Regions from separate parts of the Mus musculus genome. Here regions 2, 3 and 4 are each linked to region 1. The links are chromatin loops, found by intact Hi-C in ENCODE. Cell type or tissue: heart. All regions are shown on one strand. Region 1 overlaps Tmem212 (transmembrane protein 212). Region 2 overlaps Fndc3b (fibronectin type III domain containing 3B). Region 3 overlaps Pld1 (phospholipase D1). Region 4 overlaps Fndc3b (fibronectin type III domain containing 3B).

Region 1 (8,000 bases):
TTCTCTCTGGGAGAATTGAGTCTGGTGGGAAATCTTGAATACCGAAGCATCTTTATATTTTGAGGCCATCTGTGGCTTATTCTTCAGTTCACTGTCAAAGTGCTTTTTGTAACCATGATGCTCCTCCCGAGTGCTGGCTGGGTAGTTTACTTAAAGAGGATAAATCCATTTTGGTTCTCATTCTCTGTCTGCGTGCAACTGCCCTTTCTTTACAATCCCTAGCCAGGCCCCACTGTTCAGGCTCAGCCTCAGAGCATTCCTGGAATACTTCTTGAGCCTTCTCTGGTTACCCAGCCCCTTCCCTCCCTAGTCTTACAGAGCTAGTCGCTAGGATATTTCTGCAATCCACTACACTCGGCAGGGCATATAACCCTCGTCCACGTTATCTCAGGCACCTCCTAAGAGTCCCTTGACAAATAAAGTAACTTGAGTCAAATAAAACCTTTGTTGATTGATTGCCCTGAGCAAGGTGCTCTGAGCCCTGAGCTTGCTGTGCCACTCTCGCCAGAGCTCCCTCCTGTCCAGGCTGCTGGCTGCAAAAACCAAAACAAAACCAAAACCAAAACCACCACCACCACCAACAACAACACCAGCATTCTTTTCTATCTGTGGCCAAGTTCCATATTTTTCTTCTTCTTGTTCCCTAGGTCTGTGATAGCATCCACTTCTCTGTCTGAAGTCATAATTCCATTGAGCTTATCTTTTTCATGAAATTTGCCAAGCAAAGCATTCGAGGGCTTAACGTTTTACACTAGCACATGTATTTTAAGTTCCAGGATTCTGGACATGACAGCTAATCTTGGCTCCTTTGTTTCATGTGTGGGAAAACAGAAACTCCCCAAAGGCAAAGGGGTTGGTTTTCAGTCCGTTTATTGGTGTGTAACTTGTTCAAACTTCTTTATCGGTTATCTTCTGGATCATTTGTGTTTTGTGGGCTGGAGATCTTTTTTAAAAAATTATTTATTTGTGTGTGTGTACACAAGCGTGCACATGCCACAGCATGCACGCAGTTCAGAGGATAAGACATGTTTTCCAGGGATGGTGTTCGCAAGCGTAATGGGAAAAGGCCTTACCTACTGAGCCTCCTGCTGGCCCCTGAGCTGGGAGATTTGCTTTTCCAAGTCATCATGCCATATTAAGAACATACAGTCTGGTACCCTGTGCATTCTTTATCAATAATAATTTATGAGATAATTGAAATCAGTTATCATCATTACCTTATACTCTCCTCCAGTATGAAAGGAATTAATTACTTAATAAACCAGGGTTGCTTTTTTAAAAAATGCTAGCCACTTGGGCATTTTAAGGCAGAGTTGTTAATAGGTAAGCCGCTTTTCATTATTCAACATCGGTCTTATTAGAACAGAACCATCTCAAATACCTTTCCTCACCTGCCTAGTCCCACAATGCTTTTCACCTGCCAAGTCCCACAATGCTTTTCACCTGCCAAGTCCCACAATGCGTTTCACCTGCTAAGTACCACAATGCTTTTCACCTGCCAAGTCCCACAATGCATTTCACCTGCCAAGTCCCACAATGCTTTTTCACTGCTTTAACACTGTGAGCTTTAGAAGTTTGAAGGAATTGATACTATAACTGTAGAAGACACCGTAAAGATCTACCTGTGAGGGAGAATCCTCTCTTCATGGGATGCCAAAGGAGCAATGGGAGTCTTGTTTATAAGAAGGTTTATAGAAGAGAAAATCGGGGGAGGGGGATTGTTTGAGCTTCTACAAACTGGAGATGGGTGGAGTGTTCAGAACAAAGCAGGGGTCATCCTGGAAAAATACTGGCAGCTTTGATCTTTCTCCTTGTCTAGAGCAAGGGGAAAGGGTAGTCTTCAATGAGTCTGCTCTGTGTACTTTAGTTAAACAACACTTTCAACATGTGTGAACAAGCATGAGGGGTTATTCAGATGGCAAAAAATACAAGCCTTGAATTTTGTGATTTTTACACCCATGTAAAAATAAATTCCCTTTCCCTATCGAGTTAACTGTGGACATCATAACTACTTAAGGGGAGTGACCAGAGACTATAAGGATGACAACTTGGCAGGAAAAAAACAACCTCAGTAATATGGGCATTTTATGTAAAGTTCTGTCTCTGTAGGGTTTTTTAGTGCTTCCTGGCCTTATAACAACTAGAGCTTTTAATACATCTTGGGGATAGTGACTCATTTAAAGAAGACACTTCCCCTCTCCAGGAGAATAGGGGAGAGGTTGAGGGAGAAGACGAGGGTTTTGAGCCATCCAGAGGATAGGTATCCATGACTTTCCCAGAGAGCATATCTGTCTTTGCGTGGTTCCCACGAGTAATTGTGGAATAACTCCCTGGAACCCAGATTAGAGGGGCCACCTGGTACCGCTCAATTGTTGGACAGTTGGTCTGGCATGATTGGGACAGTCCTTGTAGTGTGTCATCCATCAAGGCGGCTAGGAAATGACATTATAAAAGGGATTTATTGTCAACTGGTTTTTTGAAATATATATTAAAGTGTCAAGGAGCTGCGATACTCAGTCTTAGCTGTAGTCAGTGTTTGGTGGCTTCTGCTAACTCCCAGGAGGACCTGCGTGAGGAGAACAAAGAAAATCGACAAAAGCTCTAACTGAGACTGTCCTTCATAGCCACCGTGCAGTCCCTACTGGGGCATGACAAGTAACAGGCACTCGGTTACAGAAAGCAGCCGCCCAGCCAGTGAGCAGAGGTATAGAACGCAGAAGCTAGTTCTCCAAACCTTGGTACCAGCCAGAGGTAGGGCCCTGTGGTGCAGCCTCTTGATGTGTTGGCCAGAGCCCTTAAAGCCTTGCCTTGGTTCAGGGCTGAACCAATTGGCTGGAATCCAGGTCAGGCTATGCCACTGGGGAGGCTGGGAGCGGCACTGCACTTGGCACGTTGTCCAAGATCACTGGGCTAGGCTGCAGCCTAGCTCGCTCAGGGTTCCTGTTCAGGCCTGTGAGCCTTCTCTGGCCTGTGCTGGTGCCTTAAGGACATCTTTTTGTCAATGCTGCAAGAGGATCTCTATGTTTTGGGGGTGGTCACTCAGGAGGCTCATTTTCCCAAGTTTCATAACCAGGCAGATTTTTCACATTTAAATTTCTGGGTCTACCCCACAAGGAGAATATCTACAAACTCACAGAGCTTCTTAGGAAAGTGTTATCATCTACTCCAACCTGTGTCCTAGGACAAGGCCTTTATAGCTGCTCCCGCTGCTTTGAAACAGTCTTTCTAAGAAGGAAGAGGAGGAGTGGGGGGAGGAGGAGGAGGGGAGCTAAAGAAACTCACAGGAAAGTTCTATGTCTCTCGAGGACCACACAAGTTCGTAGCTGACTCCCCACACCTTCTAGTGCTTATGTGAGTGTATGGGTGCTGGGGAGAGTAGACCCTTCCACGGAGATGCCAGCAAGTTGTACAGAGACTGGTAGAGTTCTGTTTCTTTGGTCTGCTATTACCCTCTCTGCCCAGGTGAATAGGCCTTTCTGTGCATGTCTCCAGAAAAGTCAGGACAGCAGAGTCATAAGACATTTGTTTCAGTCAGAAAAGGGCAGATGTAGCTCTGCCTAGGGATTGGCAGTTGGACACTGAAGCAAGGTTTAAATCCTCCTCCTTCCCCTTGGACCAGCCACAAGACAGTCAATAAATAGTAGTGAACCCTGACCTAGGTCTAGGGAGAGTCTACCATTCACTTCCCAGACTCCCCACTCCTGTTCTCCAGACTCTCCCCTCTCATTCTTCCCTCCACCTCCCTCTCCCTCCCCCCAACCCCCAATCCCTGTTACCCTCTCTTCCAAGGTGCTCTAGCCAAGGATATTAACAAAGAGGCAGGAGCTGAGCTAGGCAGGCCCTTCCTCTGCAGATTCTGGGACTTGCTGTGGCTGTCAGGCTTCTCTACTGTTGTGATTGTTTTTGTTTTTGTTTTCTTCCTTCATGGAACTGGATCGCTGCTCTGGTGTCATTTGCTTCATTGCATTGCAAGAAAATGATGTCATACTGTGGGGCCCTGGTCCATTTCCCAGCTTCTAACCTAAGTCTCCTGACCTTTCTCATCTGCCTGCTCTTGGAGAAAATGAAACACATTGAAGCATACAGGTCAGCAAACCTCAGGAAGGCCTCTGCGCCTCCAGGATGGGCAGGAACGTTAATGACCCCCACACAGCCTTATCTGGTTGTCACATGGCAAGGACCCCCTGCCTGAAAAATGGGGGAAGGAATGGCTTCGGGTTGTGCTTGCAGTTTCCTGGCAGAAGCCTTTCTTCCCTTACGGTGGCTTTAATTACTAGTGTCGGTGTTCAGTGTAATTCTGGCTCCTCCCATGGTTTCTGCTCTTTGTACTAAAGTCTGTCCGAAAACTTAAATCTTACACGCTGCACTTGTGTCTTCTTGTCTGAGGACCGGTGAGCCCTCAGCATGAGTGACATTATGGAATTACTTCCTGGCATGTCAAAGGCTGAAACTGCCCCGTCTTTCAGGATTGTGGAGAGCCAGGCTTGGACTGGATCGCTGCTCTGGTGTAAGTTTTCCTCTGCCAGGAAACCAGTGCTTGCGCATCATTTGCATACAGCCAATGAGAGCCATCTACTGTTCAGAGGAGGTTTTGGAGCTTGTATGACGACATCCTGGAAAAATCTCAGCTGGGGAAAGGCGACTTTTCCCCCCTCTCCCTAAGCCCCATCTTAAATAGTTTCCTTCCCACAGCCCATATGTCCACATTCAAAGTAAGAAACCCAGCCCATTCTCCTGCCCCGGCCCCTGTCCCTAGCTCAGGAATCTCGACAGCCACACAAAACTGGAAATTGGCTGTTTAAAACGAAGGTGCCATATTCGTTCCAGTCTGTAAACTAGACATTTTTTGGCACACAGCGCTGAAGAATTAACCCTTTGATTTCTCCCAGACAAGGGCACAGTAAAATGCCTGTTCTTTTCTTTGTGACCAGAATGGCAAACACCAACCTGTTGCAGTTCTTAACATCGTGAATGGGGTTCTGGTTAACCTAAGGCATATACGATTGTGCTATTTCACATAATTCCGCGAAAACTGGATAATGTTCAGGTTTCTGAAACTGTACACATTTCCCCCAGATTTTCTTCCCTCAGTTCTAGAAAGCAACTATTGGACTGTCCATGTCTTTGAGGGTGTGGTAGCACCCAGAGATCTGGCTTGTTGGTAAAATGTCTGAAGGTCAGCTTTAATTATTTCAGCACTGAGTGGGACACAAGAAAGCAAGATGTAGGTGCATGAATAAGCAGGGTGCCCCATACTGAGGGGAGAGCTTAAATGTTATTAACTCGGACATTATACTAACAAGTCCCTACGTGTGCAATCACCAGACCACGGCTAGAAATCTTATCGTTCCATTACGGGGCAGATAACAGTGTGGTGATCGAAGACCCGGGGCCTGGGAGACTTGCACTGGATTGCTAGATAGCAATGTTTCAGCCCTGTGCCCTTGAAGAAGTCACGAAGCCTCTCCCAATCACAGATATCAGATCTGCAAAATGAAGGTGTTTATGTCTTATGTCTGAAGTGTTATGTCTAAAGTGTTTACTCTGAATGTGTCCGTTTTCAGATGAGTGGGATCCATACTGACTGATGTTTGAAGACATGTACTAAGTGTGTGGAACGAAGCTCGAAGCCTTGAACTCTTACATGATGCGTCTGTGTGATGTGTACAGGTGTGCATGCACCACACTGCATGCGTGAAGTCAGAGGACCAAGTTGTGGAGTCAGTTCTCTCCCTCCCCATCAAATGGGTTCAACAGAACTGATCACAGACCTGGCTGTTAGAGTCCAAGCTGCACCACCGGGCTTTTTGTTATACGTTGAATCCCATTGATTCTTTCAGCAAGACTGAGTTAGCAATTCTGATGATCCCTATTTGACTAGGAGGAAATTGAAGTCTGTCTTAAAATGGAAGAGGAGGAAGCTTCCCTGCTGATTTGAAAGCCCAGTTGAGTTTCTGACTCAGAATAACCGTGTGTCGGACTGTAATGGGTAGCAGCAGCAACCTGGTGGGACAATTCCCTGAGACCTCAGAAGACTCTCAGTTTGTACAGTTTCCCAAGCATGCTGATGGTCCTATGAGTGGTCAACGACTCAAACCCACCGCACTGAGCTGTGGAGAGCCACAGACATAAGGCCAGGACTAGAGACTCTAGGAAGCACCTCTCTGATGCATCTAAGAAAGATGTCTCTATTGTAGTCAGCTCACTGCCACGTGGAGTGTCTTCCTGAGAATCAGCATATAACGGCCACACAGTTCTCAGGGATTTGAGAACTCAGCCTCACATGTATCCAAGGTTCCTTCCAACTACAAACTGGTTTTTGTTTGTTTGTAAGGTTGAATTTTTTTTTGTATTGTACCTTTAAAAAATACTTATGTGTCTGTGTCAGTGGGCAGTCAGAACAGTATGCATGTGGAAGACAGTAGACTGCACGCAGGAGTCGGATCTCTCCTTCCACCATGTGGGGCCCAGGGATTGAGGCCGAGTTGTCAGGCTTGGTACAAGTCTCTTTACTGGCTGAGCTGTCTTGCAGGTCTTCTGACTGAATTTTTAAGACACCTCATCATACTCCAGTCTAACCTCAAATTCACTATGTCGGGGAGATGGCCTTAAACTCCTGATCCTCCTGCCACTACCTGCAATGTACCAGAATCTCAGGTGTCGCCCTCACACCCAGTTTTATGGAGTGCCAGGGATCAAACCCATGCCTCACCCATGCTATAGGCAAACTATTCTACTAATGAAGGGACAACCTGAGTTCTTAAGTAGATATTAGGTCAAAAACAAGAATGAGAAGAGAGATACCCCATGAAGGATAATGTTCCCAACACAGGTCACAGTTCCATGTTTTAATTGTGTCCTGAAAACTTAGAGTCGCCTTTGGTGGTAGCAATAAAGAAAAACTGAGAGAAATGTCCCCTAATTTATGTCATATGGGAGTGCCTTCAAACAAAATGCCCCTCACAGAACAAGAAAAATGAAAACAAACCATTCATCGGCTATAAGTGTATATAGTTAATTTTCATATTTCTATGGCAACAACAGTATTTCAATTTCTACATCATAATATGGGCATTTTTTAAATGTCAATGAAAGGACCAAAATGTACAATCATTTCCATTTTATTTCATAAGAACCCAGAAGGTAGGAAGTTTAAAGAACAAAATTGCTTTGTAAATATTTCAAAATAATGACCACAAATAAGGCCAATTTAAGGGGAACACAGGTTCAAATTTATTGTGGATTCTCTGGACCCTAGGGAGGGGGGAAAAAGAAAAATATTTATTTGTACAGTTTATCAAGTGTCGCTTCTGACATTTAATTTAGCTGTTTTTAGTGTCCCAGTAACCACTGAAGGATGGCCCAAATAACAGCATCATGGAAGCACTGAAGGATTTAAGAGCCATCAACAGAGAGAGCCATATTGTGGTGGCAGTGGTGAAGGGGGTGTCAAAAGGTATAAAAAAGAAATACGTGTGCAATAAAGACTCTGGCAGGAACACAGCATAGGCAGGACATTGCCTTTGGGGCAGGGGCTGTGAGGAAGTGGGGGGATCTTGGCACTGAATATTTCTCCTGGTCATTTGCTGTTTGTGTTGTCTGGATTGTGTTGGCTTAGGGCTTCTCAAAAACTAACAGGAGATTAAAGGGAACTCTTGGAACTCTTGAATTGGGAGCCAAGAACTGAGATTTGACTAGAAGTGAGAGAAGGAAGGGAGCATTTCTCAAGCACTTTTCCAGGGCCACACTGGCCTCTTTTGCTCTCCTTAGAAATGATGTCATTCCTCAATGGATGGGGAGAGCGCTCCCTCTACTTTCCAAAGGAGGAAAGCTGAGGCACAGACATGGGGGTGGGGGTGGAGTTGATTCTGATTTGCTTAAAGCAGCCCAGATGGGAAGGGTTAGAGGAACAATTAAATCTCAGTCTGCCTGGGGTCAAGGTGCCAATGAAGGGCTAGGGAGCTGGCTCAGTGGGTAATAATCCTTGCTCTGCAACCATG
Region 2 (8,000 bases), 290 kb before region 1:
GGACTTTACTTGGCCTTGCATGTCCTGGATCAGTTAATAAGATTGTAAATATTTATGTTGTTGTTGATGGCCAAGAACACAGCATCAGGATTCTCTTGGGAAACATGGCCATGCAGACAATTCGAGTTTAAAGGTGGGAACTGTTGAACGGACTCTAGTCCATGTTCAGAATATTTCAGGTAATGTCAAGTTCATTCTCTCAAAATGCAGTGAATTCCTTTGTTTAATGACCCAAATTTGAAAGAGTGCTTCTTTTTAACAAGCAGCAATCTGAAACTCTTTCTAACAGGCATACAAACTACAGGAAACTTCAATTACATAAAGCAAACCTTCATGAACCTGGACAGTTGGATCCTACCAGCAGCAAGCAACAAACTCCTTAGGATATCTTTCTTCCCTCCTATGATGTGGCTGGAATTGCAGGCATTCCCATGGGCATTTCTGATAGTCTGAACCACTTTTGAAACTGGGTTCTAAAAATATCACATGCTGTCAATCCCTGTATGTTCAATATATGGGAAATCATTATCGCCCTGGTATCTCATACTTCAGTTGGAACAGAAACAAACCCACTAGCATCATTGCCACACAATGATCAACTGACCACTGAGAACAAAATACTGCTGTTTCTAGTTCTGGACTCATGAAACATTGCAGCTGATGGCTCGGTTCACTTTAGAGTTAGAGCCTGCCAACAGGATCGTCCGACTCCAGTCCAAAGGAGACTGTGCTTTGTACTATTTCTTCCTCCCTCCCAAAGTAGACCTTAGGTCTTCAGTGTTCAAATTAACTATACTGATTACTGACACACCTATGTTTGCTTATTAATAAGTAATACAATAATACCACTTCCAATCCTTAAAATACTATAGCTATGTTCCAAGAATTTACTATATATTTTCAAAATAGTTCCATTACCATAATTCTAGCCCAATGGCAGGATAATAAGGCATTAGATGAGATGTTATTTTTTAAATTTCAATATTACTTTTTGAAGTATGTCAGCAAAATCTCAACCTTCCAAGAATGTAAAGATGATCTTATGATTCTACCTGTGGGCTTCACCCAAAACAGCAGCAAAAATTTCCTGGCTAAAAATTCTTTCCCTCTGGACATAAAAAGGAATATTTTCTTCCTTAATATCTTAGTTCAATCTTTTCACGATCATACTCGTTATTATTATGATATAATTACATTCATATAATATGCAAGCCATTTTTTGCATTTGGCTAAAAAGTTCAACACACATACATACTAAAAACACATACTAAAAAGTACGCACATGCACACACACATATACTACTTAAAAATTTAATCATTCATTGTACTGAATTAAATCAATTACTTGTTCAATTTTATTTACAACTTGTCTGAGGACAAGAAAAAATGTGACAGGAGCTTATGACATGGAAAGTATGTATATAACAAATAATTCAGAGGCACTCTTACATTTTTTCTGTCTTGACTGTTTTTTGAAGTGCCAGTATTGTTTATGAAATGGTTTCAAAAGGTTTTTCTTAGAAAAACATAGAAATGCTTTTATGAGACCTCTCATTTATGACAAGTTGCTTACTTGTGTTGTCTCACTCTGCAAGTTCTTTATGAGGACTGCTCATGGCAAAATCCTATTGCCTGACATTTCTCAATTAATAAGGTTCCTAGAGGAATTAACTCACTAAAAAGAAAACAAAGCAGAAGTCATCTGTGTTTACTAAGAAGATCCACAGCAAAACAAAACAAAACAAAACAAACAAACAAACAAACAAACACCTCCTGTGGGCCAACAGAAGACAAAAGGCTTAAGCATATTATGTGTGTATGCACATATGCATGAATGGTGTTCATCTCTATGCATCTGCTCCTACCACAGCCCATCTATCTCCATAGGTCAGGACTGGCTAATTGTCTACACTAGACTTAGTATGCTCAATCTGGGCAAGTAGTGAGGTTGACCAGTTGTCCATCTTAGGCTGTGGTTTATACATGCTCATCTGAAATAATACTGCACTCTTGTGGTGGCCAGAGGACAAATTGTAGAGTTCAAGTTCTTCCTCTCCATCTACTATATGGAACCTGGAAATGAGACTCAGTCATCTTGAAGACCCATCTCCATATATTTTGCCTTGGTCTGTCTCTCTATCAATTGTCAAATTGCCCTGGAAATCAAAATGGAGGCCAGTCCAGGCTGGAGTAGTATTTCAGAGCTACATGTAGGCCAGTTCTCATAACCCTAATCTCTGCTGAGGACTAAAAGTTACATTCACTATGGCTCCTACTAAGGTAACATCCTAGGATTATAAAACAGACAATCTGGACTCTCCTCCTTCCCCATAACATGAATTACACAGAAGCTACACACACACACAGAGGAAAAAATCATTAAGGAAGGAAGGAAGGAAGGAAGGAAGAAAGAAAGAAAGAAAGAAAGAAAGAAAGAAAGAAAGAAAGAAAGAAAGAAAGAAAGAAAGAAAGAACTCATCATCCAAACATAGGAAGTCATCTTTGCCCATGTGGTCCATTGACTTAACCTGCAGGTGGTACTTGACCTACAGCCCAGTCTATTTGCCATCTTCCAGTATATCAATAAGGAAAAAAAAATCCCACTTAAAATTAAAAGAACAGATGCTGCCTAGCTGTATAATTAATTATAGTGTGTGCTCACACACACCAATTTGAAAGATGCCAGACTAGGACTAGAAGTATGTCATTTAGAATTCTTGAAATACAGTGCCTATTTTTTGGGGGGGTGGGGAGAGACTGGGAAGGACAAAATCCCTATCCTATAATCCATGGGGCCATTACAGACTGGTGGAGCATCCAAAGGTTCTGTAGACAGTCACAAAATCCTCAATAATAGGTGCTAGAGAGATGGTTCAGCAGTTAAGGGCATTTGCTGCTCTTGAAGAGGACCTGGATTCAGATTCCAGTACTCCCATGATGGCTCATAACCATGAGATCCCACAACCTCTTCTAACTTCCACAGGTACCAAACATGTATATGGAGCACAGACAGATAGACAGACACAAAACATTCATACACATTAGATAGATAGATAGATAGATAGATAGATAGATAGATAGATAGATAGGCAGATATTGAGACAGACAGACAGACAGACAGAGACAGATATCTAAGCCCCATTAACAAACCAGTGAGGAGCTGTCTTCAGGTTCAGCACTAGGTATACCACATTAGAAACTATGTTCATTTTCTATTACAAATTTCAAGGCAACCAGAAGCGATTAAACAAGGATACCCTACACCTTTCCTTACTGAACTTGAAGCTCAGATACTTTGGACTCAGTGTTGCCATATCCTGTCATGGGTTTCACTTCAGTTAACTTTAATATACAGTGTTCTGAAACTAAGGGCTTTTTTTTTTTAACTTTCCTTGGAACATCTAGAATTTATGAAAGCCAGGCACTGTGTTCCTAAACAAGCTGGCAGTCTCATTACTCTTGAAATTGAAAGCTGAATCCCTGAATAGCTTTTTCATAATCCTGAAAATACACACAACTGCTTCTCTTACCACAACTACTCGGCAAAAGAGGCTGATACCTCTGGATAGATTAGGTACAAATAATTCTAGGAAATGAGTTTCCCCCAGGAGCCTTCAATAGGCCTGACTAGCACCAAAGTGTTGAAAAGAGCTAATCACACTATCCAATAGTCATATGGCCACACAGTAGTAAAAACAATTAGAAAATGTGCGCTCTCTCTCTCCTTTCTCTCTCTCTCCTCTCTCTCTCTTACACACACACACACACACACACACACACGAACAAAGACAAGGCCTTATACATATATTCTATTCTCATTCTATGTGTATGATTTATACATTGAATTTACTATTCATATATGTGTATATATGAATATATATATCCTTATTTACTCAGATACTTTATAATTATTAATATATTTGTGGTTCAAAATCAAATTCCCAATTAGTTCTGAGCAAAATGGCCAGCTTTACTTATCAGATCACAACACAATTCAATCAGTTTATAACAAAAAGACAAGAAATGAATAAAGCACTAAATTTATTCCATAATAGAAACAGATTGTTTCACCTACTAAATACAGTATTTAAAATTATCTTAACCTTCATAAATGTTGGATTTTCGGTATCAATATACACTTCTACATACTGCTGATGTAATACACACTCCAAAAATTAAGAGAAGATGAACAAGGTCCTGGGAAGAGTAATGTCAGTCTTTTCCACTGGCCAGCCCCCCACTGCATAGCTGCAGCAGAGGTGACAAGACCACACCCCTATGAATTATAACCTCAAACTCCACCAGTTATAAGTTATGTGGTCCTGGGCATGTTACTAAACCTATCTCTTTGCCTCAGTCTCCCCCTAAAATGAAGAAATTGATATAGGTTAAGCATACTTAATCCAAAGTGTTCTGAAATCTAAAATGTTCCAAACTTAAAAATGTGTGTGCCAGTGTATACAGACATTTAACCCTCAGATATCCCAAAACCACTTCTGGTTCCGGGCATTTCGGATGAGGACTATCCCACCTGCAGTATCAATCTCACAAGATTGGTACTGGTTAAGAGAAAAGAGTGGGTATGCATCAAACGCTCACAAGAGGGCCTCATAGATGCTCAGCTTGCTGGACCAGCAAGCTGGTTGCCGTCATCATGGCACCAGAGGCAGAGCTGACCTTTACTCTCCTAGTCTAACTAGTGCAGTCCAGATGCAAGCCGTTAAGGCTTTGGAACTGCCCATTTCCAGGCACAGGTAGTACTACATAAGGAGTAAGACACAGACCAGCAAAGCAGTAAACACTGCAGCTACTGAGTAAGCCAGGAACTCGTTTATAGCAGCTGCGCTCATCAACAGTGAGGACTCACTGATGAAGACCAGACAGTATGTTTTATTGCTGAATGAGAATCTCCCCTTCCACTCGTAAAACCATTTGTATCTGGCAGCCAACCACAGAAAGCCCTCTGTGTCTTCTCCACAGTACCAAGCAAGGCTTGCCTGGCATATAGCAAGTACTTAGTAGCCTATTCAGATCAAAGTAAGCCAGCATCTTGTTGCATGCTTCCAGACATAGTCTATAAAAGGGACAGTGGCTCCCTCCACACTCAACAAAGATTTCCCAAACTATAAAGCACAGAACGATCGCTAACCATCAGGGGAGGCTACATTTTCCCAGAAATCAAGATCTCAGTTTATATAAGCAAATACTAGACTTTACCAGAAGATACAGTTACTACAGACTTCAGTACAGACTGTAACAGCAGAAATTTTATCTTCTCTGTTTTGTATAATGTAAGTTTAGAACTCCAAAATGTAACGGCAAGTTTACAGAGCAACAGGAACTCCCTCACGTCAGCTAACCTCCACAGCTTGAGAAACTCAGGTGTGATGAAAACTGTCACCTTCTCAGCAGGACATCATGAGTGTATTCCATGCTGCCGTGGGGTACCACTGTACCTTAGGGTGTGCTTGAAAATTGTGAGCAGAAAAAAACCCTACCATCCCTTGGAAGTTCCTTGCAGGAAGTTTTATTTCTGCTTCAGAGAAATGGGGAGTATTCTCACAATTCTATTTGCCAAAAGAGCCTGTTTATTTACAAAAGCTGGTTACAGGGGGCTAGAAGAAAGGCTTTTCAATGGAGCTGTCTCTTCCTTTCTTCCCTTCTCTCTACTCCTTTCTCGCTCCCTTTAAGAAGTGCTTTCTGTGGCATGTTTGGCTTCTAAGGGCCTGATGAGACCCTGGATGCTACAGTGAATGTCGAGGCCTGAAAGAAATATTTCTCTCTCCCTCTTTGAGTCAGAAAAGCTGAACACAAGAGGATCCATTCAAGGCATGATGGAGTGCCTCACAGAGGCAGCAATATGTTCCCGGTTGGCAAACAGAGAGCTGTTTGGACAGCGAGTACAGCCGCGCACTCAGCAAACATCAGCTTCCCGAAGACTTCGCAGGAGAAAGCGGGAGACGACGTGGGCCCCTTTTCAGCTCCAGCTCCAGCTTGGGACAATCTTTTTAAACAAAGTGCCTTTGTTCCCAAAGGCACAATTCAATGGGTCCCAATGCTTTCCTAGAAACCATGCACATCTATTCACAACTGCACTAGAGCCAAAGACTCATTTCTAAAGACCTAAAAGGACAAGGAGGTGATGGGAGACATCCCGATATCCATCCGTATCCTAACAGACGAGGAATGACTGGGGAGCTCTGTGCCCGTCGCCTGGGATGGCAGCTAGGATGGCAGCTAGAGAAGAAGAGAGCCCACTCGCAGCGTCTCAAGGCCTGCCCTGCCCTCGTCAGTTGCTTTTAAGAGCAGGGGCGCTGGTGGTGTTGCATTTGAAGAACATCAACAGATATCCCATAAGGAAATCAGAGGGGAACATGAGCAAAAGAAGCCATCCACATCCGGTCAGGTTACTAAGGGCGTAATTCTAAGGATGTAATTCCTCTCTCCCTGTAGGACTTCAGAAGAAAATGCTTACAGGGTTTCATTAAAACAGTCAGTTTTGAAAAACATCAGCACTGGGTAAGACTCCTCTTAAGTCAATTTTTTTATCAGATTCTCCATGACATAAGTAAACGAACATGGAACGGGCACGCTTGCCTCGGCTTGCTTCCCTTTCTGGACGTAACTTGCTACCACGACCCATGTACACAGTGACAGAAGGCTGTCACAATGACATTTTTATTAGCATAAATGCAAGAACTAAACTTTGGACAAACTAGGAACCTAGCTCAGCGGGCGAGTGTTCGCTGAGCACTCTCTGTCTCTGGGTCCAGGTATCAGCACTGAAAACAAGCAAAGGAACAAGAGTTTAAAAGGTTTCAATTTTGAAAATATGGGTAATGTCAGAGGAGAGCAGAAAGGAAGGATGCATCTTACAGGATACAAGTGCCCACAGTCTTCAGTATATTCTCCCTACTCATAAATGCTGATTCCCCATCAGTACAGTGTAGAAAGGGCAAATGTCGGAACCTAGACAACTCTCCACAAATGTATTTTAAAGAGAATGTTCTAACGTGGGGAAACTAGTGCCGTTCAGTGGCCTGGTTTTGTACAGTTCACAAGCAAATAGCTTCCATGTTTTAAAAGAGCTATAAAGGAAAAATAGAATATGCTTCAGAGACTGTATGTCTACAAAACAAGGTATTTTCCTGCCCTTCCCAAAATGAGTTTGGCAATCCCTGTGCTTAGGCACTACAGAAGGGTTAAATAATAATCCCTGGTTCTTCTCGAGACAAATGAAGAACACATTTTCAATTAATGTCTGTAAGGGTCAGAGGCCAGAGACCTGGGGAGGATGAAATGAGAGAGTTAGAACAGAACGGCCCAGCCAGGAATCCACTCACCCAACAACAAGCGCTTAGTAAGACAATCCTTCAATAAGAAAAACCCTTCATCCTTTGGGAAAATACCCAATAAATGGCACAACTTGCAGAATGCCTACCTTCTAATGCTCAGAATAGTAATACTTGCCTTTCTAGGCCAGTGCGAGTTGATTGGGCTGAGGCAAGGCTGATGAAGAGCTTACTAGGAGTGGGGAGAGAGCTCTACTGTATCATCTGGACACTCTGGTTCTCTTGTAGAATATGCCAGAAGAAACACAGACCAAGAAGGGAGACAGCAAAGCTGGCTGCTCTGTAAAACGTGCTTTCCCTCCTACCAGCACACAGGCATCCTCATACAGAGCAGTCTCTACCGGGGAAAAAGTTAAAGAAGCCTGCTGTTGATGGATGAAGGTTAGAGGCTTTATGACGAGACTGTTCCACTCAGACTTATACCTGGTCAACTAAAGCACCAGTAAAGAGGAAGAGAGAGGATCAATTCTGTCTGCATGACAGGCAGTCTGACTGGGTACAGCTGCCACAGAAAAGTCCAAGGGAATCACTGGTGTGGACAGCCAAAGTTCTATTTATTTGTTTTTAATGTGAACTTATTTTCCTTCCTGTGTATGTGTGCAGGGTTGAACATCCATGCTTGTGGAGGCAGACATGGAAGTGCACATG
Region 3 (8,000 bases), 240 kb after region 1:
AACAAAAAAATTTATTTCTTTTTAATTAAAAAAAAAAATCTTTCCTTTAGCTCCCAGGCACTGGCTCCTAACTGACTTCCTCTGCCTCTGGGTGACCAGCTAGGACTGTAGTAAATTCCTCTTTCTGCTGGACTTTTATATTCCCTTTTAAAAACAGTTTTATTGCATGTGTGTGTATGTGTGTGAAGTCACACACATGCCACAGAACATGAGTAGTGATCAGAAGACAACTTGTGGGGGTTGGTTCTTTTTTTACCACGTGGCTCTCAGGGTCCACTTGGGTTATCAATCACCTTTATCCGCTGCACCATCTTGCCTGGATTTCTCATCGAGATGACACACCTCAAAGCATCATGAAGCTGCCCTGTCAGTTCAGGTTTGCTTTGTCCTGGGCTATGCTGCTGTCTGTCCTGTCACTCTGGGGTGATATGAAAGCTTTACATTTCATTTTAATTGAATTAAAATGCTAGAGAGTCATTTTTGAGTCTTTTTTATTTTTGTGAATGACGTCATTCAATCTTCAACCTTGTGGGGCTGGACATAAAGCCTCTCACCCTAGAGAGGATGCAGCTGAGACTAAGTGAGCCACACAAGACTATTAATAGGGGAACTAGGTCTCAAACCCTGTCTCTGAGTAATGTGAAATATCTCCCATTGGCTCATAGGTCTGAACACGTGGACCCCCTACCATTGGTGTTGTTTGGGGTTGTAGGTCCTTTAGGCAGCAGAACCTTACCGGAAGAAGTGGGCCATTGCTTGGAGGAGCTAATGTGATGGTGCTATTTGTTTGAGACAGTTTCTTGTAGTCACGGTTAACCTTGATATCACTTATAGCCAAGGATGACCTTGAATTTCTGATCCTCTTCTCGCCATCCCTCAAGCCTGGGGGGGGGGGGTGGTTTACAGTCATGTGATTCCAGGGCTGAATTACGCAGTGATGAGAATCGAACCCAGGGCTTTGTGCACACTAGGTAAGCACTCTGTCATGTGAGCTAATTTCCAACACAGACCATGGAGTTTTATAGCCTGTCCTTGTGTCTTGCCCGTTCTGTTTTCTGACAAAGGAGACAATGTGGCTAACAGCCTTAGATTCTTGCCACCATGCCCGCCCAACTCATGATGGACTGTGGGCCCTCATTACTGTCAGCAAAAATAAGTCACTCCCTTAAAGAGCCTTTTCTTAGGTCCAGCAACAAGAAATGTAACTAAGTCACTGGGACTTTAGCCTCTGCTCTTCATCACCGAGTTCGAAGCTTCCCTTGTGTCTAAGGAAGTACACACTTTTGATAAGCTTTCAAAAAAGCTAAGAGAGGTACTTCATTTGAAACACACACACACACACACACACACACAAATATCATGTTTCTTAAAGTAATTACTTGGTGGATAAAATTTCTTTTGGTTGGAGGAGATCTCTATCTTGTAATTTTCATATCCTATAATTTTGTGCTGTGGGAAGGCATGCCCAGCTTGGTGTAGTGGTGTGCTGAAGGGTTCGAGCTGCAGTTATCAGACAAAGAAGGGAGCACATGTTTGGTATGACAAGCTCAGGCTCTGCTTTTTCCTGTGGGCTTCATCTTCCCAGCTTCAGACAAGGATTGGAGAAGAGGTTACATCAGGACACAGATGACTACAAATCCTGGCAGGGGAGGCTTGCTTTGAGATCATTTTATTGCTTTTATTTTATTCCAAAACAATCTTATAAATGGTCCTCTCAGCCTCTGGATATAAAAAAAAAAGCATAAGGCTGGGGCCAGCAAACATTCTGAGCCTGAGTTTGTGTCCTATCTGGGGTTGGCAGAGAACAGTTGCCTTAATAAATGGTTTACAGGGTCTCATTTGGGGTTATGTCTGGGCAGAGGTTATCAAGCCTGGGGTAAGGTTGAAGTCAGATGTGCTGGGCTAACCCAACCCTCTTACATGTCAAAGCCTGCCATTTCCAAAAGACAAGCAATGAACAGACTTCTATGTGTTTGGGTATAACACAGTCTGTCATAGCCCACGTGGCCTTTTGTATAGTAGGTAAATATCAGGGTTGAGTTGAGTGGACATTTCTAGCATACCAGTAGATTTCAGCCAAGGCCCTCATCTATACATAAGAACAGGACAGGGCAGAGAGATGCATTGCATCTTTGAAGATTCTCTAAACTCAAAATGAAAAGGGGTATGTCCTGAGAGACTTCAGATCTGAGTCCAGCAGAACCCATCCCACCACAGTCTAAAACGTGCCAAGGAGTCCCACATGCGACCTCTCTCTTTCTGACAGAATTCATCATTGCTGCCCTGTCTTGTTTCCTCAGTGCCTTCCCATTCACAGAGATGAGCCTCCTACCCTGACTGCTCATTGCTGTAATGACTGCTCATTGCTGCAGAAGCTTCTTTGTGGTTCCTTCAGGTCCTGAGACCCAACCTTGAGCTGAAGCCATTTCTCCTGACTGCCCTCCATGCAGCAGAGAGCTCGGGCATGAGGGAAGCGGCATTAAGAAGAAGAGGATTTCCTAAAGAAGGGCAGGGGGGGATGGAGAGGCCTTCACCTACCTGGAGGGAGCTGCTACTCTTCTTTGAAAGGTGCAAGCAGCTTTAGGACAACCAAAGGCCTTAAAGTATTCTTTTCCAAAAGCCTACACCCATAGGGTGGAGAGAAGTCAGTCAAGCTGGAGCTAGACCAGCATGAAGACTGAGTTTAATCCCCACAATCTATAGGTAAAGGCTGGCCATGGCAGTATAAACTTATGATCCCCGTGCTGGGGCCTCGAACAGCTGAATCGCTGGGATCACTGGCTGGCCTCCTCCAACTGGGAAGTTCCAAGTCAGCGAGACTCTGTCTTAATGACCATGTGGACAGGTGCTGAAGGGGACACGTGAGTTAGGCTCTGGCTTCCATACACATATGTAGGCACATACATGTGCGTTCACACATATGCACAAAATCTTATACACACACAAATAAATATATTTTAGAAATCATATAAAATAAATAGAAAGGAAGTGGGAAGGGGCTTGTTCTAGTTCCTCTAGAATTCTGCTTAGGATGAAAAAACAATTTTCACTCGCTCACTCTTTTTTTTTTTTTTTTTTAATTAAAAAAAAACCTGTGTTTGTTTATTTTCTGAGACAGGGTTTATCTGTGTAGCCCTAGTTATCCTGACACTCCCCCTGTAGACCAAGCTGGCCTCGAACTCAGAGGGCTAATAATGCAACACTGATAACAGCTTTATTCCCAACATCCACGAGGCAAAGCAACCCAACAGTCCACTAGCAGATGAACGTGTACACACAATACAGAAGAATATTCAGCCACAAAGCTGAAGGAGCTGTGAAGCATGCCACGGTATGGGTGAACCTTGAGGGTAGTGTGTTAAGGAAAACAAGTTAGACCAAAAAGGACAAGCCTCATGTGATTCCTCATATATGCAAAATCCAGGTAGAGTAAACTAGAGATAGCCAGGGACTCTAGGGAGTGGGAGGTGGGGGATGAAAGCTGGGGGGTAGGAATGAAGCGAATTCTATCTGTGATGATGATGAAAAGCTTTGAATATGGAAGGCATCATGTAAAATTAGGACCACAGTTAATGATGAAGACTCTCACAGTGGACAGAATGCCCAATTTTACATTTTATATATTTACCATAATGAAAATTCAAATGAAATATAATTAAGAAAAATATCAAGTATAGTTTGACCTACTTTTTGCTGAAATGTTCTTTTAATCTGACTCCAACCCCATCCTCCCAGCCAACAGAGCACACTGAAAGCATGGGTTCTCTACTGAAGGCTGCCCCAAATAGAAAGCTATGTGAACCTCCACCCAGTGTGTTGGAGCAGGTCAGCCCTCAGCCCAGGTCATGAGCTTGTCATGAATGAGCAAGACACAGAGCTTATGGGTCACTTCCTGGCCACGGTCTGGGAAAGAAGAGGCAGATGAGACCCGGTTCTGACTGCAGAGCCAGGCAGCTCCAATGAACAAGGTGACCTAGAAGTGCTTCCATCCTGGCTAGGAGCTCAGCTGACTTGCTTTATTAGCACGTGGGTGGGGTACTGTGGACATCACTGGAATGACTATGGGACGTCTCACAGGAATATACTTTAGTTAAGTGTCCACTTGGGTTCATGCAGTCTTTTAAATGTGGACTGTGGGAAAGTAGCTCAGGGCTTCCTGTTCTTCTCCTGTGTCCTGTTTACCATTTAAAGACTGTGCCTTGTCGCCTAACCAAGGCAGTAACCAGGGCTGTTCACATTTTCTCTGTATTCTTCCCAACTCAAACTACGTTTGCCATCTAGTGAGTAATCCTTGGCATTGCAGCAGTCTCCCTCAAATGCCTCATTTCTCAGCCATTGACTTTTCATACTATGGTCCCTTTGATAGTCACTTCTGCCCTGTGTTGTCATGAATATATGGACATTCAGACCCACCTGTCAGGTTTGACCATTAGAACAGAGAAAATTCTCACAAGAAGGGTCTCTTCCTCTGTTCACAAGAAGACGAACTATGACCATTAGGTATAATAAATGGTTTAAGCAGGATGACCCTTGAGAATTAGCCAGCAGAGAGAATGTGCTCAAGCAAACTGTATTTGTGCACTGTGAGGTATCCAGCATCTCTCTCAAGCTTTCTCTCTTTCCCGTGTATTCCTAAGCAAAGCCAGAAGCTTTAAGAGTTTGGGACTCTCGCTGTACATGTTGCCTAGTGGGCTATCTAGCCTGTGGTCAAGGATAGCTATAAAGTCAGCCTGATGCAAAATGTTAAACTCACACAAAGCACTATGAGAGGGTTTTCACTAACTCCATTTTACCATTCTCCAGCATAGCCTTAGTCGATGACAATGTCCTGCCTTGGTGTCAAAAGGCTTGATGTGTCTATCAGAGCATAGCATTCTGGGCTTCTGAATACACATCAAAAGAAAGAGCTGCATTTTCTTCTATTGTTCTAGCTGTCATTAAGAAGCTTCGGTTTCCTATAAAAGGTGGCCTGAAGATACTGTGTTCTATAAGCTGGGGATTTGAAAATGAACACTGGCTGGGACTTGCTCAGTGGGTAAAAGGTGGTTGTCACACATGTCTGCTGACTTAAGTTCGGTCTCAAGAGTCCATGTGAAAGAACAGTGGGAGGCGAGAACCAGCTCCATAAAGTTGTTCTCTGAACTCCTCACATGGGCTGTAGCGTGTGTGCCTATGCTCCATATATACAATAATAGTCCTTTTTTAAAATAAAGTACGGGCCATTGAGATAGCCCAAACGGTAAAGATGCTTGCTGCCCAGAGCAATACTCTGAATTCAATCTCCAGGATTCACATGGTAGAAAGAGACAAGTGAGTCTCACAAGTTGTTTTCATACTCTCTCTCTCTCTCTCTCTCTCTCTCTCTCACACACACACACACACACACACACATACACACACCTGTGCATAAATGTTTTAAAAATAAAATAAAAAATAACAACTAGTCACTCAGAATTCTTGAAGAATTCCCAGTAACATTCTCTGGCTGGAACCTTAGCATTCCTAAATACCGATGACTCTGTTTTGAAAAACATACTGAATCTTATGTGTATATTTGCTTCTAAGACATAGGTACCGGTACCCCCACAGTTATGAATCAAATGCCCACAATTTGCCAAGCTGTGGACTGCATAACTTAATAGTAATTATGTATATATATATATGTCTATGTATCTATGTCTGCACATATGGATACACATATTTAAATAAAATCCTATTTAAAATTACATAGTCTCATTATGGTAACACCCTTTTCTAAACTTTGGTATAAGTCACTTCCTACACCCTCTTTCATGAGATCAGCAAGATTTATTTTAAACTGCCTTCTGTCCTGCAAAGGATGATGAATGGAGAAGCGGAAGCAGACACGTTTCCCTCTTTACTGCCCAATTAAGTGTACCATACAGCATAGCGCTCAGATCCCATAGTGATAGCTGGGATCCAAGAGTCATCCAAGCTGAGTGAGGAAGGCTGTATGGAGGCATTTCGTTTGTCCCCAAAGCCCCATGGTCTGCTTGGATGGTGATGTAGCTGCTACTTGGTTTTATTTCTTTATTTTTCTTTTGCAGGGAAGGCCAGAGATATCGGGTGTACATTGTGATACCGCTGCTGCCGGGATTCGAGGGAGACATTTCCACAGGCGGGGGGAACGCTCTACAGGCAATAATGCACTTCAACTACAGGTACCCTGAACACCAAGGAGGGAGCTACAGTGTTTCTACTTATTTGCTCAGTAATGCGCTTTTAAACCTTAGTCTTTACAGGGTAATGAAATTCAGATGTCGCAGTTATCCATGGTGGCTCTGTCAAGTATAACAGCACCAAAAAACTAGTCATTCTGTGTATGTCTCTTTCTGTCTCTGTCTGTGTCTCTGTCTCTTTTCCTTCCCTCCCCTCCCCTCTTCTCCTTTCCTTCCCCCTCTCCATCTCACTATGTGCTGCCTGGAACTTGCTATGTAGACCAGGTTGACCTTGAATTTCAGAGACACTCCTGCCTCTGCCTCCAGAAGGCCCAGCTAGTGCCTCTTTTGTATTCGTTTTAATATATCATATTAGTGAAAAATATCTATGCACTAATCCCTTTATTGTTTCCAGGAAGTAGAGAAAAATAAAACAGGAGAAGTAAGTGCGAACACAATCCAGGTACAGTTTGAGCGCTTTCAGTTAGAGCAGAGAGGACAACCTGAATATGTTCTTTGTGTTTTACACTTTTCTAATCATCCTTTTAGGAGTTATGAGGGGGAAGAATGAGACTTTATAGTGGACCAAACAGAGATGGGTTCAGGGCCTTGGGCACACTTGGGTGGAGGGCGACATGCACCTTGCTTGGCTTCAAAGGACCCCAGTTGCCTCTGACAGTTTGAGGTGCCTTTGGGTGGGATTGTGGTAGTGTTTGATGGCCCAGGATGTCCTGAAACTCCCTGTGTAGCTGAGGCTGACTCTGAACTTGTGATCTTCTTGCATTTACCTTCCAAGTGCTGTTTGTCACCGTGCCTGGTTTGCAGTGCTGGGGACAACCCCGGTCTTCCTGCCTAGTTGTTGGTTTTGTTCTCCCACTGACTGCTACCTTGTGCCTGTTCACCTGCCAGGATTTTACCTGAATGATTAGTACTAATGCTGTTTCCCAGGGGTGAATCCACCTGGCTACAATGACAGCCTTTGCTCTACACATTCTGGCTGAAGATGGGTTCATCTCTGCTGTTGTCTGATGTGGGACATAGCCCTGTCATAGTTGGTGATGTTTAACTGCACTCTGTCTGCTTTCTTGGCAATTCAAATATTACTTTTGGAATATTGTCTGCTGTGATTATTTCCTATGATTGTTTCTTGATATTTTTGAACCAGCTGAATGATATACACATTTGGCTGCTGTTCAGCAACCCAAACTATAACCTTTCATTATGAAAAACATCTCTATTTGAAGGCTATCAGCCTTCCCAGGCATGCTGTATTGTTAATTACTTTTATACAACAGGCAGATGGAACAAAGAATTTTTGTTTTCTTTCCTTTTTATATAATTTTATTATCACTCCAGATCAAATATTTTCAATTTTAATTTTAAAATTTTTATGAGCACATACTAATTGTAAATAATACTGTGTTTGCTATAACATTTTCTTACAAGCATCTAATAATTTGATCATATCTACCCCCCACTTTTGTCCTCTCTCACTCAGGCCACCTCGACCTCTTTCCAACTAGCCTCTCTTCTGCTTTGCTTTCTCCTTCCTCTTTCTTTTGTGAACCTGTGAATTCCTTTAGTGTTGTTTGCGGTTGCATTCGTGAGAGGTGATTTGTGGCGGCGTGAGCATCCTGGTGGCATGCCACTGAAGAAAATGTCCCCTGTGACATGATAGAACCTCAGGATGGCTGGTGTCCCTTGCTTGTCCGTTAGAGTCATCAATATTTAACAGCTTGAGAGACCAAAAATCCTCAGCAGAGCCAGTTATTTAAACCTTGATTTTTCTCATGTCCAGGTTTTTGCTGACTCGATGGAAAT
Region 4 (8,000 bases), 400 kb before region 1:
ACATCAGAGTAGGGACCGTACTGAAAGAGAAGAACGTGTTCACATGTCAGAACGGTCTCTGCAGGCCCGTGTGCACATCCAAACTTATAATTAAAGGTAAAGTCAAGAGTGTCATTAGTGCAGCAGAATAAAAGTATTATCTGATGGGTTTTACTTTAAGAAGGATATAGATAAGCCACTGTTCTTTCCCTGAGAGGTAAACATCTATTATATATGTCTGTATTTTTTAATTCAAAAAGATTAAAAAGTTGGCCCATTTTCCCTTTCCCATCAGGAGTAAAGATCATTCAGTCAGGGAAATGAAGAAAGCCATGCAGAGTAGTTTCATTTCAAGTGTATAAGGGTCTCTCGGGACTACTGGTTATTACATTCTGGGTATTTGTTCTGGTGGCTGGCACCCGACCCTCCACCACTACTTTGAGATAAGGTCTTCCCATGTAGCCTAGGTCAGTCTTGTACCTAAGATGCTCCTGTGTCAGTCTCCTGACTGCTGGAATACACAAGGATGCCCACCATCTCCAGCTACCCAACACTGCTGTAACAGACTGTCAGACTGCCATGTCTCCAACATGACAGACATGCTTTTTCTTTGTTTGGTCAATTGGCGTTTTTCCTTCTTTTAAAAGTAAATTTCACCAATTAGTGAAATGTACAATTTTCATGGAACTCATGTATACACACTGAGGCTCTGGGCGACTTTGGCATTAGCTTGTTCTACGCTTCTGCCCATCTCTGGGCAGACACGTTGTGGGCCACCTCTCCCTCATTCCCAACCCCTGCATATCCCATGAATCCGTATCACTCTGCTACTTCAAAAAAAAAAAAGAACAATTCCTCTGTGGGTCACATAATATACATACTGCCTCTCAGCTTCTGCCCCCCCCCACCCCCCCACAGACACCAGATGAACAAGACAGCAGAAGAAAGGTCCAGAGAGCTATGGAGTTTTCACAGGAATCAGATTAGAGAAAAGTAAGCGGCTTCCTCCTCGGGCCCCACCCTACTTGTCTAGAACAAAGCAACCCAAGGTATAGACAGCACGCTCTGATACTACTAGGTTGTGTGCGAGTATTCTTGTGTGTATAGGTCCATGCACGCGTGCAGAGCGGGCGATAATCTGGTTCTCAGCCCCTGCCCACCTCTTTTTCCGAGACGAGGCTGGACCTCACTTAGTCGGTCCAGTAAGCCCAGGGGTCCTCCTGTCTCTGCCTTCACAGTGCTGAGGTTCCAAGGGGGTTCCCCACTCCAGCTTTTAATGATGTAGGTTTTAAGCTCTAACTCAGTTTATGGCAAGTGTTTCCCCAACTCCCTCTGCCCAGTTCCCTTGGACAACTTTTACTAGGACTGATCTGAAGCCCTAATTCTTACAGGTGATGAAATGAATGAGAGCGGGAAATTCTTTCATGAATTATCAAAAGTATACACACACACACACACACACACACACACACACACACACACACGGAAAGAATGAGAGACAGAAACTTGGTAGTGTGGGGCCTACAGGAAACCACGACGACATCGATTCTCAAATAAGGATGTTGTTACATATACTTTAACAGTTGTCACATACAACTGAGAGGTTGCAGGAGGCTAACAAAGGCACCTTGTGCTCTAATTGTGTGCTCATACTCACCCCTCCGTCATTCAGAGCTCGCACTCTGAAGCGGTACACAGTTCCAGGCAGCAGGTTGCCAACCGTGCACTCCAGCTCAGGCCCATGGTACACCTCTGAGGCGACATTCTCGGGTTCCGTCATTTCCACACTGTATTCTGAGACCTCACAGCCACTTTCAGACGCAGGCACATCTGAGGATGTAAAAAATGTTCATCTTTGAATGCTTTTTTGGATTTCTCTTTATTTTATTTTTACTCAGGTCTGAGTGGGCCTGCATGCATGAGTGTGCACCGTATGTGGAGGCCAGAAGGCGGCATGGAAACCTCAGAAACTGCAGCTCTGGGTGCTTGGGAGACACCACATGGGCGCTGGGAACTGAGCCTGGGCCCGCTGCAATAGCGGCAAGTGCTCTTAGCCACTGCCCGTCTCTCCAGCCTCAGTCTTCGGATTTCTAGTTGACTGACTTACATTTGATTTTCTATTGCTACTGTTTAAAATATATAGGTGATGTGCCCTTAGGTTTCTATTACAAAAGGCGCCTCCTATTCAAAAAGGTGAAAAAGCTCCCGAATGAGCCAAACTACCCAAAGCAAATGCATTTAAACACGTTCTATTATATTAAAAATAATTCAGGGATAACAGGAGTACTAGGTAACCTTTCACATTTAATAACGAGAAGGAAGGAAGGAAAAATATCTATAACTTAAAGTGAGACACCCTGCTAAGTCTACATGACCCCAAACCGGCATACCATTTTATTACACTTTAGACATAAGTGGTGGCCAAAATGTCTGCCAATGTTCTACACATTTGCACTTGCTATGTGCACACTTGTAGGCTGCTGGCACAACTGGAAGTGCTGTTAGACAAGGCTAGGAAAATCCCAGAACCCGCAGAGGAGGGACTTGACACTGCTCTTTGAACCATTTCTTGGTTTGATCTCTAAATCATGCATGTTTTCTTCTGGTGCTGAACAACCCCTGGACGAGGCAGGCTATTCTGGAATGTTCTCTAGAAACACGGCCACTATTGTCGAGAGTAGCAACAGCAAGAGTAGCCCTGTCAGGAACGGGAGCATGAGCAATAGAAGGCTGCGCCTGAGAGACAGCCAAGGTCCAGGCTCTGGAGACCAGACATGCCAGTGGGTGACCCAGCTTCTGAAGGAAGCCCTGGAGCTGAGTGACCGAGCGCTGTGTCAGTCTCCCACTGTCCTGGTGGATGCCAGTGTGAAGATTTGTTCACTCACCCCACTCTAAGTGGACTCCTTTGTGCTTTGGTCTACCCAAAACCCTCGGTGGTCGGCACTGACCTGGTGCAAGGCTTAGTGTGCGGACAGGGAGACTTTCAGAACACTGTGGGAGAAACACCGGAGAGACCATGGCTTAGTTACTGTGAATCACTCACACCTTATCCACCAGGCTAACTCTATCCCACAACTGTAAATGGGGCCAAAGGGAGTTAACGCACTAGATGTGTGTGCTGACATATATAAAGGTCTTCAGGAGGCTCTGTGCTTGTCTGCATAAGGAAGTGTGGGCTCTCACTGCACACAATGCTCGTTCTACCTGGAGCGGCTCTCTCTGATGTCAGATTACTAGGGCTGCGGACGGCCCACCCGTGTACGCATATTATTTTCCTTTACATCAGCAGTAGGAAGACCCTCCTTGAGGGTCCAAGAGAACACAAAACAACTGATAAAATTGAGAATGGTTCTGTAAATGGCCAGGCCGCCCCAGGAAGAGCAGAGCAGTAGGTAAAGGGGGCATTTACCCACCGAGCCTGCCGCTTACAGCAGACCTGCCAGTGCTAAAGAGACTAGGCCTCCTTCGTGGGATCTCGCTCTGCAAAGCTGGTGGTATGAAAGCTGATCATCTTATGAGGATCGAGGAGACAAGGTGGAGCCAGAGAGCTCCAACTCCTTCCAAGGCATGCTGGTGGGGACCGGATGGATGGACGCTATGCCTTCAGCTAGTGCATATGCTGCCCTGCCGAACCGCTCACATGGCAGGTACCACTGATGCCCTGTGGCCTCAGTCTGGATATACTCCAGCAGGGAGACATTCCGGGCAGCCCCAGGACTCTGCAAGTGTTTTAACTGGACTCTTATCCTGTGTGGGGTGCATGGGTGTGTGTATGTGTGTGTGTGTGTGTCTTTCTGTCTAGACAAAACTCTAGACCCTGAGGAACTGCTATGATATACATGGGCAGAGTGTTTGTGTATATGTAAAATTCAGGAAAACGTTATCAATCTGTTACTGGCTCACTAGGTACCATCTCTCTTTCTCTTACCATTAATGGTTTCGAATCATCTACAGTGAAAAGAAGACTTCTATCACAGTGCCTCTCATGATGTCACTATGACACCCAGACTCTAGAGTACTTTGTCTGCATTTATTAGAATATATTGAACCTGTGAGCACTGTGTGGTATAATTGGAGTCTCCTGGCATGCCACCTGGCTGTCTACAGTCATTCTGATAGAGAGAAGCCATGGCTGCTGCCTGCAGGCTCTACACAGGGAACTACAGAAAAGCTGAAGTGCAATTAATCAGACTTATCCTGCTTTTACAGCAGTCTCCCAGCAGGTGGCAGTAAAGGACCTTCACAGATGTGTTCCCATCCCAGCACAGCCAGGCAGGTCTTGTCTTGACTCTTAAATTCTACACTTTTCCCTCCTTGAAATGGCAGAGGTCTCCCTTATTTAGTTAATGTAAATCCTAACTAATTTCTTCTCCTCCGTGCAATTATGTGAAGGTCATATAAGGGAGAGAGTCTGCACACATCAGAATCCCATCAGAATGTGTGGAGGATTTGGGTACCGTTTCTGCCCTGTCAGGACTATGTTTCATATCCAGATGTGACACTAAAGCAGGCTGCATCGACGAGAAACACTTAAAACTGCAGCATCGTCTTGCACTACTCACATGGCACTTCCCAACTTGATCTAGAGGCCCACTGCCACACATTGATGAACCAACCTGACTGTGCCCACCGGTACTGATGCAGCACGCTCGCAGTTTGTACAAAGTGCCTGGTTTCAAATGGGTAAAGACATACTCTGTAGCCGATCCACTGTAGGCCACTTCCCACTGCCCAGCTGGAAAATGAGATGGGTGTAAGTTTAGGCCTTGGTAACAGCATGACAGTCCCCATTAGAAACAGCATCTGAGACAAAAACACCAAGTGGCTTTCACGGCAACCTGGCATCACCCAACACTGAAATGTAGAGGCACTTCCTATCGTCCCAGCATTATGACACTGCTGACTACCAACACGGGAGTTGGCACAGGAGGAGGGTACAGTGCTGCACAGCTGTGAAATGCCATGCTGAGGTAGCCACAGGGCCGGCTATGCAGCAGGTGCTGTCACATGGTGCAGGCTTCCTGTACAAGGTGCTGCTGAGGGCACCAGTGAGGCCATTTACAGATGATTTGCTGTGTCCAGGGAGCCCATGCATGCAGCTGTGATGGTGGTGACAGACACTTGGAGATACTTGGAGGGTGCCCCATGAGGCTGAAGCTCAGGGGGAAAAGCGCCTGCAGGCTGTCGGCCGCTGTTTTGCTCCCTCTGTGGGAGCCTTTACCACGGGAGCTGTTTTAGGGAAATATGCCCACCCTATCCTATTCATAAATGAACCTCCATAAGTCCCTTCAGGGGCCAGTTAGATGTTTATTACTGCCCGGTGGTACTGTGCCTTGTTAGGTCTGAATTAGGATATAGCCCGTGGGAACTGGGAATTTAGACAGTGGAGCTTGGGCTATGGGCAGACACATGAAAAGGCCCTATGACGCACAACCCCATGGACCGGCCAGGCCATCAGTGTAAAACAGCACCTACTCTTGCACCGAGTCCATACCTGGGCGAGCCAGGGCAACCGCAGGCAGACTTACACTTTCTCAGTAAGCAACTTGGAGATGTTGACTCCTCTCCTAGTCTTAATTTAGACATCAGATAAGGCCTCTAGCACAGAAACTGAGTTTATGTTAAGAACAGCTGTGCCCATCTCAAAGAATTCTATTTCCGGCCTAAAACAGTACTTAACAGGCTTAAAAAAAAAACCCCACCTCCAGGTGCTTGTGGTGTCAGAACAAGCCAGAGACAATCGCCACTTGTTTGCATGGCTCTCTCTTTTGCCATATTAGTAAAATCTGGTTATGTTTTAAAGTTTTGACAACTGTATCTTTTCCTGTTGAATCCCAGTGAGTTTTATTAGAAGGAAAGAAAAAGCAAGTGCGTCTCTGGGGCCCTAAGGCTTCTCCTGCCGTGCCCTGCCCTGTCTGACCTCCTACGCATTCGTGGTGAGGGTGCACGTGCACACTCATGTATGTCACTGCCCACGGCGGGGGTAGGGAGGGGTGGGGTGGGGTCCGCAGCTGGTTCTCTCTGTCCATTTACACTCGGGTGTCAGGGACTCAACGCAGGTCAGGAGACTCCGTGGCAAGCCCCATGGCCTCATCTTAACACTGGCAGTGTGACAACTGCTGAGAACTCTAACTCCAGAGTCACAACAGAGACCAGTGTGTTCTGCAAGTCTGACACCCGTCCCTGGCCACACTATGACGTGGCTGTGGCTGGCCATGGCAAGGATGCCAGGCAGACTACTGCTAACGACGGCCAGATAAAGCTCGTGACAGCTTAGGGGAGAAAGCCTCAAGTTCATTCACTCTATTAATGAGTGGCCATCGTTTCAAAATCAACATAGAAAATAGAAACAAAAACAGAAACAAAAATCGTAATTTGTCAAAAATGGGTACTTCAAGCAGAGTGAACTGTGGTATCTGACAGACAAAACCATACGCAGGGGCACAGTGGGCTGTAGAGAGCTTGCTGAGGATGCGCAGGAAGGAAAGCTAGCTGAAGAGGAAGGGAGGGAGGGAGGGCAGGGAGAGAGAGAGACAGACAGGCAGGCAGACAGACAGACAGACAGACATGCTGATGCTTGCTATGGCTTGACTACACTACTAGCTCTATCGTTCGAACTAATGGATGCCTGCTGCAGCTACTGCAGAGGGTCTGACCACATCAGGGTGGGGACCGGGTGGGGATGCATTGTGTAATACAGTTTCCAAAGTGTCACCTTCAGAAGTTCCATCCGTGATCTCCAGCAGATACTTCAGGATTTCTGAGCCACCGTTGTCCTTTGGAGCATCTGCAGAGTAGGCAGAGATTAGTGAGGAGAGCACTGGGTGTCACTGGCCAGCACCATTACAGAGTACAAGAGCACCTCCGATATACAGCCGTCCATCGAACGTGGACCAAAGAGCATGACTCATCATCTTTAAGAAACCTGCCCCTTAAAGATTTTCTTGAGACGGCATCTCATACTTCTGCTCAGGCTGACATCAAGGTCCTGGGAATGCCCCTGCCTCAGTACCCCACCCTGACCCCAGGACTGAGGTTACAGGGATGAGTCGCCCACTCTGGCCCCTCAATGTCAAGAGATGGAATTTTATCACACTGCCATTTAAGGTCACTGAAACACAGAACGGAATGCAAGGCTGCGCACTGATTTAGGAACGCGCATCAAACTTGACAGATGGCACGAGTTTCCTAAAAGTGACATCGCGAGGAGCACTCTGAAGTGGCTCTTTAAGAGTGGGTGATTTTTATGGAAAGTTGAAATATTCAGGTATTTATCCTGTTTTATTATTTTTATGTCACATACTTATGAGCAACTAGATGATTTTGAAAAATGGGAAGGGTAGAGAAAAAACTGCATTAACAAAATAAATACAATGTTGGAATGGAGTAATTTCATTGCACCTCACTTTTCTACCACGCAAACGACATCGCCAGGGTCCCGGATGCAGTACAGAGCGATCAGCACAGGCATCGGGCATTTTCGGGGGGACAGCTACCACCAGAGCCATATGTCACCTTGGATCATGGTCTCCAGACATAGACATGTCTACCTGCAAGAGCTTTGCTTTGTGAGATTAAAAACACCAGGCGGGATGATTTTGCCAAACTGTGAAGAACTCATGTCTGCCAGCAGCCCCTCTGCGTCCTTGCACACGGAGGGGACTTTCCAAGGCCTCGATGTTGCTTACACCGATTTGTGCAGCTCACTTTCCGGGGTGTGCATTTGTCACACACACTTCAATAATAACGTGTACAGCAATCATGATAAAGACAAATCGGGCACAGAGCTAAGGGGGCGACTCAGGGAAGTCCTGGGAGGCAGGCAGCCCAGAGGGCTCCACTCCTACCTATCCTTGTCCTCCAGGGAAGCCGACCTCAGAGCTCTTTGATGCCTCAGTACAGCATGCTCGAGCTTGGTCTCCAACGACGCACAATGCTTTAAACTGCGCCCTGGGTACATTACCTTACAACTCTAATGTTTTCGCTTCTGCCCTTCACTTGCTGTTCATACATATTCTTAA

What was found. Hi-C counts contacts between places; a loop is a spot of excess contacts. Peaks named below come from ENCODE experiments on the same cell type or tissue, not always from the same donor. Only the 100,000 strongest peaks of a DNase experiment are listed, where the experiment ranks them.
Region 2: a loop joins it to region 1, with 1.9 times the contacts of the local background. A loop is called at or near these places in 8 of 42 quality-filtered maps.
Region 3: a loop joins it to region 1, with 2.2 times the contacts of the local background. A loop is called at or near these places in 2 of 42 quality-filtered maps.
Region 4: a loop joins it to region 1, with 2.4 times the contacts of the local background. A loop is called at or near these places in 12 of 42 quality-filtered maps.

What each region holds. Positions count from the first base shown.
Region 1 is chr3:27,858,960-27,866,959 of GRCm38, forward strand. It overlaps Tmem212 (transmembrane protein 212), which reads right to left. Exons shown (of 4, transcript NM_001164437.1): 4 at 7,106-7,254. The coding sequence ends at 7,234. Among named protein-coding and RNA genes, the nearest start is that of Gm26040, 5.2 kb to the right of the region's middle. In heart, a CTCF peak has its summit at 4,575 (motif pointing left); DNase peaks (open chromatin) are centred at 482, 2,832 and 4,542; H3K4me3 peaks cover 1,833 bases; H3K27ac peaks cover 5,657 bases.
Region 2 is chr3:27,567,801-27,575,800 of GRCm38, forward strand. The region is part of intron 3 of Fndc3b (fibronectin type III domain containing 3B); the gene reads right to left. Among named protein-coding and RNA genes, the nearest start is that of Mir3092, 13 kb to the right of the region's middle. In heart, CTCF peaks have their summits at 2,042 and 4,594; a DNase peak (open chromatin) is centred at 4,681; H3K27ac peaks cover 801 bases.
Region 3 is chr3:28,103,667-28,111,666 of GRCm38, forward strand. Pld1 (phospholipase D1) reads left to right here. Exons shown (of 27, transcript NM_001164056.1): 22 at 6,069-6,182. Among named protein-coding and RNA genes, the nearest start is that of Gm42196, 69 kb to the right of the region's middle. In heart, a CTCF peak has its summit at 4,282; DNase peaks (open chromatin) are centred at 1,675 and 3,925; H3K27ac peaks cover 443 bases.
Region 4 is chr3:27,457,081-27,465,080 of GRCm38, forward strand. It overlaps Fndc3b (fibronectin type III domain containing 3B), which reads right to left. Exons shown (of 26, transcript NM_173182.3): 16 at 6,695-6,766; 17 at 4,596-4,714; 18 at 2,865-2,970; 19 at 1,637-1,809; 20 at 1-20. Among named protein-coding and RNA genes, the nearest start is that of Gm32738, 21 kb to the right of the region's middle. In heart, a CTCF peak has its summit at 4,195 (motif pointing right); DNase peaks (open chromatin) are centred at 4,191 and 6,181; H3K27ac peaks cover 634 bases.